Linked DNA regions of Homo sapiens: region 1 is linked to region 2. Evidence: chromatin contacts called from ENCODE Hi-C or POLR2A ChIA-PET data. All regions are on one chromosome and are shown on one strand. The core of a region is the stretch at or near the end of the contact, and the rest is flanking DNA. Distances in the headings are between cores, read along the strand shown. Region 1 overlaps STK10 (serine/threonine kinase 10). Region 2 holds the start of DOCK2 (dedicator of cytokinesis 2).

Region 1 (6,461 bases), core at 1,583-4,082, 2.5 Mb after region 2:
GAGTTTGAGACCAGCCTGACCAACATGGTGAAACCCTGTCTCTACAAAAATACAAAATTAGCCAGGCATGGTGGCACGCACCTATAGTCCCAGCTACTCGGGAGGCTGAGGCAGGAGAATCTCTTGAACCCAGGTGGTGGAGGTTGCAGTGAGCTGAGATGGCACCACTGCACTCCAGCCTGGGTGACAAGAGTAAAACTCCATCTCAAAAAAACAAACAGTATGGCATGCACAGCCCTTCGGAGCACAAAACACTCTTCCCCAACGTCATCTCCAAGGGTGGCAGAATGTTCCACTGAGTGACGGGACCCTCCTCTATTTGAGCAGCTCCCTATCATGGGGCCATGCCACCCTGGTCGCGTGGTGCCGCATCCAAAAGCATAGGCCTTGATTTACATGTTGTCAAATGCTCTCCAAATGGCAGGACCAAGCTATACCCGTGTTCCACCAACACTAGGTATCATCCAGATGTGACGCTGGGCTTGGGTCAGTTCTGCCACATCTGGCTGTGTGTCCTTGGCACTGGCCTCATGATGGTGCAGGTGTAAAGATGCCTATGTCCCACTGTGAGAGGCACTATTGTCCCTATTTTGCAGAAAAGAAAACCAAGGTTCAGAGGGGTGACATCACTTGCCCAGGGTTACACAGCAATGCCAACTGCTGAGCTGCGACTTGTAAGATGAACAGCATCCCCAGGTCAGAAGCCTCTGAAGTGGCCGGGCGCAGTGGCTCATGCCTGTAATCCCAGCACTTTGGGAGGCTGAGGCGGGTGGATCACTTGAGGTCAGGAGTTCAAGACCAGCCTGGCCAATATGGTGAAACCCTGTCTCTACTAAAAATACAAAAATTAGCTGGGTGTGGTAGCACGTGCCTGTAATTCCAGCTACTCGGGAGCCTGAGGCAGGAGAATCGCTTGAACCCAGGAAGCGGAGGTTGCAGTGAGTCGAGATCGCGTCACTGCACTCCAGCCTGGGTGACAGAGCAAGACTCTGTCAAAAAAAAGAAAAAAAAAAGCCTCTGAGGCGAGGAGACCCGCGTGGGGTGGGCTGGGGTCTTCAGGGGTCCTCTCCTAGCCACTGTAGATGGTCCTGCAGCCAGACCAGAGGCCAGCACCAGTGTCTGGAGCTCCAGTTTCCTCATTAACAGAGGCGCCCCAGTCACCTCTCCCCAGCTCAAAGATGGGTTTCCTATCACCTCAAAGTGGCGGTTGTGGGGAGGGCAGTGAGGGCCCCCAAAAAGAAGGGGTCTTGAGAGGGAGCTCAGGCTTCCCCAACCCCGTATCAGGGCCCTCTAAGATGCAAAGCAAGGGTAGAAAGAATCTCAGGGCTGACCAGGGAGGTTCGCCAGCTCTGACAAGGGTCATTGCCTCAGGGTGACAATGCTGGCTCTGACAGTGGCAACTGCCTCATAGGGCCAAGCGTTGGGCCTGGGCTCCCAGACAAGACTGTGTGGAGCTTTCCAGGAAGGAGAGTGAAGGGAAGCCAGGCATCAGCATTAGCTTCTTTCTCCAGGGCACAAATGCTCCACTTCTGGTGCCCTCAACTACAACTCACCCTGGGGCAGGCACGGAGCTGAGACCTTACACTCATCCCACCAGACCCCCCAGTAGCCCTGTGCCGTCTCCAGGCTGGGATGCAGGCTTATTTTATCTTCATAACAGAGAGAGCAACAAACTGAGGCTGATCCCAGAACGCTTTACATCCCTCCACCCAGAAGCACCCTGCAGTGTAACAGGCAAGGGAGGAGTTCAGGGCCTCAAGGCAATCTGCCTCTGTCAAGCCCCAGGAAGGGGAAGATCAGCTTAAGTCACCCCACAGAAATGGCAACAATCACAGTAACAGCCACATTTACATCTTGTGTGTGAGGCAGGACAGTGAGGGCTGGCCACAAGCATCAATGTTCGCAAAGTCGGGGCAAAGGGCTGTTTTGATTTAGACGTCACAGCTCAAGATGCTGAGGATCAGAGGGGTGAGGTGACTTGCCCAAAGTCACACAGCCAACAGGCAGGGAAGCTAGGAGGAAGCTCAGAACTGATTCCAGCGCCACATCATAACCACAATGCGGCCTCCCGAGTGTAGCCACGTCATAACCACAATGCGGGGCCTGTCCAGGGAGAGGCAACAAGCGAGGCCCGGCATTCACTCACTCATCCTTTCAATTGCTCAGCAGGTATTTTTTGTTGTTGTTGTTGTTTAATTTTTTTTTGAGACGGCGTTTCACTCTTGTTGACCAGGCTGGAGTGCAGTGGCGCAATCTCAGCTCACTGCAACCTCCGCCTTTCGGGTTCAAGCTATTCTTCTGCCTCAGCCTCCTGAGTAGCTGGGATTACAGGCGCGCACCATCACGCCCAGCCAATTTTTGTATTTTTAATAGAGATGGCGTTTCACCATATTGGCCAGGCTGGTCTCGAACTCTTGACCTCAGATGATCCACCCGCCTCGGCCTCCCAAAGTGCTGGGATTACAGGTATGAGCGAGCCACTGCACGCCTGCAGCTCAGCAGTTATGAACTGAACATCTACCCTCCGCGGGCCCTGTTCCAAATGCAGGGGACACAAAGATCACTCCTTGTCCTCAGGGACTTCACATCTGCTGGAGGGGACAGAAAATAAAGAAGGAGAAACACAAGAGAATCCCAGTTTGTAACAACAGCCCTGAAGGAAATCTACAGGCAGCTGCCACCATGGTCAGGGAGCGGTGGTCGGGACAGGCCTCTCTGAGGAGGGAATCTGAGTTGAGACCCGGAGAATGAGGAGGAGCCAGCTGTACAGAGTCACAGGTAGACTGGCAGGCAGGGGACCCGCCAGCGCAATGGCAATGGTCCGGAAGCAGAAAGGAGCTGCGCTTCCCTCAGCTCCTCCCAGAGGCACCACTGGCCTCCACCACCCTGCACCACCTGACCCAGGCTGGCTGGAGTTAACTCTTCAGTCACCAGTGCATTGGTAAAGTCCCTCCTCGTCCCCATCCTTCTCCCCAAGTCTTAGTGTCTAATTCTGGCTCTGGTATAGCCTGTTTTTTCTTGTTATTGTTGTTTTCAGACAACCTGCTTTTCAGTCAGGGTCTTGCCCTGTCACCCAGACTGGAGTGCAGTGGTGTGATCACAGCTCACTGCAGCCTTGAATTCCTGGCCTCAAGTGATCCTCCTGCCTCAGCCTCCAGAGCAGCTAGGACTAGATTTGGTGCCACCACGCCTGGCTAATTTTTTAAATTTTTTGGAAGAGATGGAGTCTTCCTATGTTTCCTAGGCTGGTCGTGAACTCCTAGCCACCCGAAGTGCCAGCCCTGCTATAGTCTGTTAGTATGAAAAAATCGGTAAGCTATGGGGGGAGAAGGGAAAAAATGCATCACAGGGGAAGCAGAGAGAAAGGGGAAGAGAAAGAGTGAAGTGGAAGGTGAGTATGGTGGAGAGAGGGAGAAGGGAGAAGGAAGCCTTTCAGCACTCACCCTCCCTGCTCTGCTGACAAGACCCAGAGACACCCTGCACTGCAGGCTGCTGCGGTCCCAGCAGCCCCACCCACCAGGGTGCCAGGAGGGGCCCCAGGAGCACTCAGCTTCCCCGCCCTGACACCCGCCCTTTTCCCCTGCCACTTCCTGTGCTAGTCCTGCCTGCACCCCTCACCACTTCCTCTGCATGAGAGGCCACCATCCATCGCCATCCAGCTGAGGCACGCTTGCAAAGAAGGGTGACATTCCTGGGCACAGAGACCACAAGGCCAAGAGTAGACACCGCACTGAAGCGACCGTGGACTGCCCAACAAGCCCGTTTGTCTTTCTCTCTGTGCTATGCAAGAGAAAAGAGACACGCTCCTGGCCAGAAAGATCTGGATGCAAGTCCCAGCCCTGCCAAAAAAAAGCTATGTGACCCTGAGTAAGTCACTGTACCTCTCTGGGTCTCTGCTTCATCAGGTGTGGAGTGAGGATATCCCCCTACCTTTCATGGGGATACGAGAAGAATAAATGATGGACATGTAGGAACTGAGCAAAAGTCAACTCCCTACTCATCTATCTTGTTCACTTTGGAACCCACAGGGCCTGGCACAAGTAGGTGCTCAATAAACAATCTAGAGCTAACACTTACATGACTTCTTCCAGTGTCCTAGACTAAGTGGTTTCCATGGGTTGTCTCATTTCATCTTCCAACAGCCCTATGTGATTGTACCATTACCATCACCATTTCACAGCTTAAGAAACTGAGGCAGAGATAAGTAAATTCCTCAGCATCACACAGCCTGCAAGAGGTAGAGCCAGGCTTGAACTGCAGGAATTCCTCCAGGTTCCCAGACAACCTCTGATCCGCAGCAGACACAAGCTTGCCTTCCTGTCTCATCCTCTCTGCTCTCTTTCCATCTCCTAAGATGCCCTAGACTCTTTCATGCCTCCTGTCTCACAAACATCTTCTCAGGCTGGTCACCTCTCACCTGTCACCTCACTCCCTCAGCTCTGATTCGGGTTCCAACTACAGCTCTGGCCTTCCCTCCCACACCCACCTGGTTCGGTCACCAGGGTCGGTCACTCTGGCCCAGCCTCCATTCAGCATGGACCACCTTAGTTTTGGGCAGCCAGGAATCCTGGCTCTGGCACCCTGCAATTGTGTCGCCTCTCTGGTCATGGCCTCCTCCCCCATCAAAAGACAGTCCTTCTCTAATGTTACATGGGCTGACCTGATCAGGCCCTGGGGGACTTAAGGCAGGCAGGACATTTTTTGAGATCAAAACTGCCAAGTCTAAATTCATTGGCTTAGCATTCAAAGCTCTCTTGACTTGGTCCCTGCTATGGTCCGAGTGTCTGTGTCCCTACAAAATTCTTATGTTGAAATCCCAACCTCCAAGGTGATAGCATTAGAAGGAGGGGCCTTTTGGGAAATGATTAGGTCTTAATGAGATTAGTGTTCTTGTAAAACAGACCCCAGAGGCCGGTGCGGTGGCTCACGCCTGTAATCCCAGCACTCTGGGAGGCCGAGGCGAGTGGATCACTTGAAGCCAGGAGTTTGAGACCAGACTGGCCAACATGGTAAAACGCCATCTCTACTAAAAATACAAAAATTAGCCAGATGTGGTGGTGCACGCCTGTGATCCCAGCTACTCTGGAGGCTGAGGCACAAGAATCACTTGAACCCAGGAGGCGATCATGCCGCCAGTGAGCCGCGATCATGCCACTGCACTCCAGCCTGGATGAAGGAGTGCAGTCTTTAAAAAAAAAAAGAAAAGACCCTAGAAGGCTAGCTGTCCTTCTGTCCCTCCCACTATGTGAGGTCACAGCGAGAAGGCACCATCTATGAAGCAGAGCAGGCCCTCGTTAGACACCAACTCTGTGGGAGCCTTGATCTTGGACTTCCCAGCCTCCAAACTATGTGAAATAAAATGTTTATTGTTTGCAAGCCATCCAGCCTATGGTATTTTGTCACGGCAGCCCGAATGAGCCACGCCCCCAAATGCTATTGCAGATCTGGCCTGGCCCTGGCCCATGCCCACTTCCCAAATCCAGTGACCACTGGGTTTGAGGAGGCAACAGTAGAGGCCAGATCTGTCGTGCCCAACATGGCAGTCACTAGCCACATGTCACTATCGAGCACCTGACATGTGGCTGGTGCAGATGGAGATGTGCCATAAGTGCAACACCCACCAATTTCAAAGACTTCGCATGAAAAAGAATACAACACATTGCTTTAATTCTGCATTTATTACATGCTGAAGTGATAAATATACCATTAAAATTCATTTCCCTATTTTTCCTCTGGTTTGAATGAGGTGACTAGGAAACCTGCCATTGCCTGTATAGCCTGCGTAACACTCCCTTGGACAGCATCATTAGCCCAGAGACAGAAGGGACCAACTTACCTGTTTTTGTTTTGTTTTGTTTTGTTGAGACAGAGTCTTGCTCTGTTGCCCAGGCTGGAGTGCAATGGCGCTTTCTCAGCTCACTGCAACCTCTGCCTCCCAGGTTTCAGGTGATTTTCCTGCCTCAGCCTCCCAAGTAGCTGGGACTACAGGCATGAGCCACCACACCCAGCTAATTTTGTATTTTTAGTACAGATGAAGTTTCACCATGTTGGCCAGGCTGGTCTCGAACTCCTGACCTCAGGTGATCCACCCACCTCGGCCTCCCAAAGTGCTGGGATTACAGGTGTGAGCCACCGCGCCCAGCCCAGGATCAAATTATCTGATACTTACAGAGAAGACCGAAATCTGGGATTTTCTGTGAAATCTCTTCATTTAAAAATACTGGCAATCAAGTCAAATTTGGTTCAACCCGCGTGGGGGCCACACCGTGTGGCCCCATCCTCAGGCCACATCAGGCCGCTACATCAGGCTCAACGGCCAGCAGTCAGCAACCTCGGGCCACTCATGGGCCGGCCTCTCTCCTGGCCTGGACTTCCTTCCCTCCACCTTATCACCATCCCGCCTGCCGTACCAGGTGGAAGCTTCCCCGCTCTCGGCTGGCTGCCTGCTTGTCCCTGTACAA
Region 2 (6,528 bases), core at 3,965-6,464:
AGTTTGTGGGATGGGGAAGAGGGCAGATTCAACAGCTGTTTTTGAGATTATCATTTGGAATGAAAGGAAGATTAGGATGAGTTAAATTTCTGACCCGAGTGAAGTGAAGGGTAATGATGCACTCATGGGCAATCATAGTGGATATTGGCTACAATAAGGGATTTCATTTCTCTGGCCTCAGTTTGCTGATTAGCAAATTGGGGGTAAAATTGGGGTAATAATGGTACCTGTCTTATGGGGCTGCTTTTAGGATGACACGAGATAATGCATGCCAACTGTTTAAATCAGGGATTGAAAGGCAGTAAGTATTCAATGAATGGGGCTCAGAAAGTGTTCAGTGAATTTGCTGCAAACCACAAAGCTAGGTAAGTGATGGAGATGGGGTTCTAGCACCTGATTAAAGCACAGTCTGGTCACTTCATCTGTTAACATTGGGTAGAAACAGTCAGAAGAGGGACAAGTCTAGGGTACAGTTATGATATGAGCTTGGTTTTGAAATATGGAGACATTGATGGGGCTGGGAGGGGATGTCTAGGAGGTAGTTGGACACACAGGACTGAACTTAACAGAAATCTTGGCTAGAGATGTCCTTTTACCCACAGTCATCCCTCACAATGTATGTGAAGTTATAGTCATCAAGAGTGTACTACCTAATAGTCAAGTAACTGACAGATGGTGTTTAATAAAATTGTGTGACCAAGATTATTGTAAATTCTTTAAGTGGTTTTAGTCAGATTTTTATGTTTGACTATTGATCTCTCTTGCCAAAAAATTTTTATGATGCCATAGGATTGTTAACTGTAATGAAAAGCCCATATTTCAGAAACATAAAAGCCATCTCCTAACCATATGAAGTTTAAAGATTTCTGCACTAAAAGCCACCCCATTAAGAAGTTAATTAACCCTCAGTCAAAATTTCTAAACTTCATCTCCTTCAACTGAAAGCAGTTTTTCAACTCTTTTAATATGCTGAATTTGTTTGTTTAACATTATTTAAGGAAGAGATTCCTATTATAGGTTGTGTCACAAGTTGAATGGGGAAAAAAAAACTTCAGTGCTCCTCAAGTTCAATCTTATTTGCTTTCTGGCACCACCACCTACTCTTGGCCTCCCATCAGATACTTTACCACACTGTTAATGTGAAGTTGCCTGTTTGTATGTCAGAAGCTTAAACCTAAATCGAAAAAAAAAAAAAAAGTGTATTTTAGATCAACTGGCTACAAGTTTATGAAGACAACACAACTGTGTATAGCAGAAGATAGCAAACTGTGGTTCACAGATCAAATCTGGCTTGTTGCATGTTTTTGTATGGCCCATGAACTAAGACTAGTTTTTACATTTTTAAACTGCTGAAAAATATCAAAATAAAGATAACATTCCATGCTATATGAAAACTGTAGGAAGTAAAAATTCCATTTTATGGGAACACAGCCATGCTCATTCATTTATGCATCATTTATAGTTGTTTTCATTCTACAATGGCAGAGTTGACTATTTGCAACAAGGACTGTGTATGGTGTTTTCAATGCTACACAGTGCTCTCCAGCAACCCACTAATCACGAGGATGAGATTACAACTCCACAGCATTTAAAGTGCATATCTCTCTCTATGGTAACATTTAAAAAAATTACCAGTGCTATAGCCACCATGTCAAAAAGAAAAGAAAGAATAGTGGGCTCCAAATGTCATGCTTCTAAGGCACAGTGGAGTGTGTATTGTTTGTTACCAAATTAAATAGCACTATGGTTTAAATGTGACCCCCCCCAAAGTTCATGAGTTGGGAATTTAATCCCCAATACAGCAACAGTGTTGGAAGGTGGGGCCTAATAAGATGTAATTAGTAGATCATGAGGGCTCTGCATAAATAGATTAATGTTGTTATCGTAGGAGTGGGTTAGTTATTGAGGGAGTGGTTAGTTATTGTGAGAGTGGGTTTGTTATAAAAGTGAGTTTGGGCTTCTCTTGCTCTCTGGCTCTTGCCCTGTCACCTTCCACCACGGGATGGCACAGCAAAAAAATGCCCTTGCTGGATGTTGGCCCCTTGATATTTAACTTCCCAGCCTCCAGAGGTGTGAGCCAAATAAATTTCTGTTCATCATAAATTACACAGTCTGTAGCATTCTGTTATAGCAGCACAAAACAAACAAAGCAGAGGAGAAAGCATTGTGTTTATTACATGTTGACACTCCAAACAATATAATAGATTAAGCACTCATCACATCTTTTCCAACTTACACAAAAGCAATGACAAGAAAAATTAGAAAATTTAAAACAGAATATCTCATCACAGCACAATTTCTTTAAAATAATAAAAAGTGAAAATGAGACTACAACCAGAATAAGTTTCCAAGTGGCTTATTTGTTATGCAAGCAAGGCAAAATATTTTATTGATGTTAAGTTCATTAAATCATGTTTGATTATAGCAGCAGATGAAATATATCCAGTGAAAATAAATTAGTTTAAGACTTTTAGCCTTTTGGTGACACTGGTTGCTTGGTTGAGAACATTGACAGAAGCATCAATAGTGAATTTTAAAATGACTTCTAGTGGTTTTCCTTAGTTCTTGTTGACAAATATTACCAATACAGCTCAGTTGTTGTTTATTTGAGAAGTCAATGCTGAGTTCGAAGTGAATGAAGAAATAGCTTCTATGAAGAGCCTGTGTAGAAGAACTATAGGCAAGATTACTTTAAAAGAAAATGAGAAAACACTAATTCAACACAACCTGAAGTGGAATCTGCTAAGATGTGTTGCTAGTGTTCATGGTAAAAAAAATATCTGTGGAGCAGAAGAAGGCTTTTGGAGCAAATTTAGAAGGTGGGTGAAAATATAAGATATTTAAAGCTTATGATTATTAATTGTAATATTCACCATCAGGTACTTTGTGGAAAATATCTAAATCTGTGATGTTATTGAATCAGTGGTATCAAAGGTTAATTTTATTAGCTTTTCTGGACTTTTAACCATTGCCCATTTGGTAAACATTTTTTTCAGAAATAGAAAGTAAATATCCTGTCAGATCAGCATTAACATATGAATATTTGAATCAATTTCGATAAGGCACATTAACTTTGAACTCCAATAAGGTGAAATGTGATATCATTCCCAAAATGTATTTTTTTTTGCCTTACTAAGCTAGTATTACAAAAAATACTCATTCACATGATATTTTGAATTTTATTAATAAAAAAAATTTAGAACCTTTTTTCTTTCTTTACATAAGTACCTGCATCCTACATATATACTTGATTTTGCTTTCTGGACTGCAAAGACTAAAATACTATCTGTGACTTTACAGAAAATGTTTGGCATCCTCTATTGTATAGTCCCAATTTATAACATTGTTGTGATAGCTAGTTTTGTGAGTCAACTTGGCAAGGCTATGGCCCAGTTATTCAATCAAATACCAATCTTCACAATCTTCACAGGGGTTGCTGTGAAGTACTTTGTAGATGTGATTAACATCTACCATACATTGAATTTAATTAAGGGAGATTATCCTCAATACATTTGGTTGGTGTGATCCAATTAGTTGACAAACCTTATGAATAGAACTGAGGTTCCTTGAAAAAGAAGAAATTCCTCCTGAGGACATCTGCCTGTGAGTTTCCAAACTGCTCTTCCTGACAGCCCCACAATCGCATTAGCCAATCCCCAATCTCTCTCTGTCTCTCATATACATATATATGTATGTGTATATATATATATATATATATGCATATATGTATGTGTATATATATATGCATATATGTATGTGTATATATATGCATATATGTATGTGTATATATATGCATATATGTATGTATGTATGTGTATATATATATGCATATATGTATGTATGTATATATATGTATGCATATATATAAAATCTCCTACTCTGGTCATCTGGTGGAACCCTAATACCACTGCTGACTGTATAAGACATTATTACCTAATTTGTGCTGCTAGAAAACAGAAAAGAAAATAACTGCAGATAAAACAAAATCAATAATTTTTTGTTGCTCCAGTTCAGCTGTGATATTGCCTAATCTATCTTAATGACTCTCCAGTGTAAGGCAGAAAGGGGTAGTGAGAGTCATGAATAAAGAAAGAAAACTCAGCAAAACTTAAATTCAGCCTTATCACTGTGGATCAGACTTTTTTTTTTTTTTTTTGGACAGAATCTGTTCTCAGAGCAAAAATGAGATTTTTCGAGGAAATGTCTCCATTAGCCTAACTCTAGGGCTCTTTTCCTGGGTCCCACTGTTGCTGGCTGTGACAGCACCCTTCACCTTGCAGTGATGTTGGTAAATAGTGTATTTACGTATTTTCAGAGTAGAGCTTCTAGAGCTTACATCAGATTTTCCAACGGGTTTGTAGCACCAAAACGATAAAAAGCTGTAAATGGGCCAGGCACGGTGGCTCACACCTGTAATCCCAGCACTTTGGGAGGCTGAGGCTGGCGGATCACCTGAGGTGGGGAGTTCGAGACCAGCATGACCAACATGGAGAAACCACGTTTCTACTGAAAATGCAAAGTTAGCCGGGCATGCTGGTGCATGCCTGTAATCCCAGCTACTGGGAAGGCTGAGACAGGAGAGTCGCTTGAACTCGGGAGGCGGAGGTCGCGGTGAGCCGCGATCGCGTCGTTGCACTCCAGCCTGGGCAGCAAGAGAGAAACTCGAAACTCCGTCTCACAAAAAAAAAAAAAAAAGGCTGTAAAGGATCCACCTCCAGGTAAACATTTACTCTTCCATGTCACCTGCTGTGTACATTGTCTCTCTAACCCTCACAATAATCATATGAAGTAGGTATTAGTATCCCATTTCACAGATGAGAAAACTGAAGCTTAGAAAAATGAAGTCATTTGTCCCCGTCTGGATTCGAACCGAGATCTGACACCAAAGCTCATGCTGAGGGGAGTTAAGGAGGTTTGTTCAGTCCCTAGGCACGGCAATCAGGAAACTCTCTGCACTTGCGGTGGTGGTCTGGCGAGCCCCAGGTGGGGACTGGCCTCTGCTCCCTCGCCTGGGGAGGAGACAAAGTGGGAGTGGTCCCCAAGTTTTGCGTGAAGTGGGGTGGGGTGGCGTGTCTTAGCCTACGGGGCACCAGCCTTCTAGTGTGCCCCTGCCCAACGGGAGGGAGGAGGGAGCGGGGAGCCCCGGCGAGGGAGGAGAGGGCGGGCCCTGAGAGGAGTTTGAAAAGAGGAAGGAAGTGGGGCCCTGCGGCGCCCAGCCACCCCCTGACGGCTTCCCCACGGGAGGACGCGAGGCCCCGGCCCAGCCATGGCCCCCTGGCGCAAAGCTGACAAGGAGCGGCACGGCGTGGGTAGGTGCGGGCCCCAGGGCGCGGCAGGGAGCGGGACAGGTGGCGGGAGAGCCGCGAGCAGGAGGATGCTGCGGGGCCGGCGGCGCGGGGTGGGCAGGGCGCGCTGCCTGCAGGTCAGAGGGCGCAGCCTGCGGCGGGGCCTCGGGGCGGGAAAGCCGAGGCTCGGGGAGAGGACGGCGGGACCCCACCCCGCAGGCTAAGCACAGCCCTCGCCCTCTCGCCTGCTGAGGGAACCTTAGACATTTCCGAGATAGGGTCAAGACCTGCGCTTGACAACTCAGTTCTTCGCGCCAAACTCGGCGTCCCCAGGAGTGCCCCAGCTCGCCGCGTGGGAGACTTGGCCTTGTAGAGGGAGCTCCACTCTCCCCTGGCTCAGCCTTGGCCTGCCCACCATGCATACTTCCACCCCCTCCAAAGCGACACCCATTTGCCTGCTTCCCCTGTCTGTTCCTCCTGGGTCAGATGACTCCTGATTTGGCAGGGCATCCAGAGGGCAGCTCAAGCTTGGGGGAATGGGGCTGGACGGTGGGGTTCTCTACTCAGCCCCCCAGAGCCTCTGGGGAAAAAGGCTCCCGCCAGGTGGTCTTAGGGTAACCAAGAAGCTAGCTTCGTCAGCCTCAGCCATCTAAACTCCCAGAAGCCTCTGCCTGGAGCTCAGGGGCGGAAGTGGTGGCTGGGGGAAGGGAGGCCTCAGGTGCTGCTACTCTAAGTGTCATCCGTGGTGCAATCTCCATGGACTCACTGTGGTTTTTAAACTTAAATATCAAATAAAAAGTCACTCTGGAGCTTCCTACACAGGCGGATACCAGACACCATCTCAGAGATAAATATTTCGCAGGTGAGGCATTGGAAGACCCAAACACCCAGAGGGATTTGATGCAGGGGGTCCCCAGGCCACTGTTTGGGAAACACTGCCCTGGAGAGATCAGCAGTTATCCACTCAATTACTGGGTACCGGGCACTGTGGGGTCATTTTGATATAAATGGTCCCCATCCAGAGAACAAATAATAATTCATATCTCAAGGGGCAGTTACAAAGTAAGGAAGGATACAGCTTCTGCCCTTGAGGAGTTATGTGTAAGGCTAGAGGCTTGGACTGGGAAGTCAGAACTGAGTTCAAATCAGGGTCTGTTTCCTCGTCTATAAAGTGGAAGTAATAATAATGCAGGTCTCATGAGACTCTTGTGAGGATTGAATGGGGTTATGCATGGAAAGCATT

What was found. A loop is a pair of places that touch in the nucleus more often than their neighbours do. ChIA-PET counts read pairs that join two places held with the same protein, here RNA polymerase II (POLR2A). Pooled maps may share reads with other maps.
Region 1: a pooled map shows a loop between it and region 2 (5-fold over the local background). The contact joins the enhancer-like site here to the promoter of DOCK2 in region 2. A Hi-C loop is called at or near these places in 2 of 50 pooled maps. POLR2A ChIA-PET finds 5 or more read pairs at or near these places in 2 of 52 experiments (activated B cell and activated T-cell).

Annotation. Positions count from the first base shown.
Region 1 is chr5:172,171,984-172,178,444 of GRCh38, forward strand. The region is part of intron 1 of STK10 (serine/threonine kinase 10); the gene reads right to left. Among named protein-coding and RNA genes, the nearest start is that of STK10, 13 kb to the right of the region's middle. RefSeq lists a silencer at 3,288-3,514. Within about 2 kb of position 2,833, at least 26 of the 41 ENCODE cell types and tissues checked have a DNase peak (open chromatin) inside an H3K27ac peak, as active enhancers do.
Region 2 is chr5:169,632,061-169,638,588 of GRCh38, forward strand. It overlaps DOCK2 (dedicator of cytokinesis 2), which reads left to right and starts at 5,215. Exons shown (of 52, transcript NM_004946.3): 1 at 5,215-5,309. The coding sequence starts at 5,267. RefSeq lists silencers at 5,083-5,562, 5,593-5,652 and an enhancer at 5,913-6,012.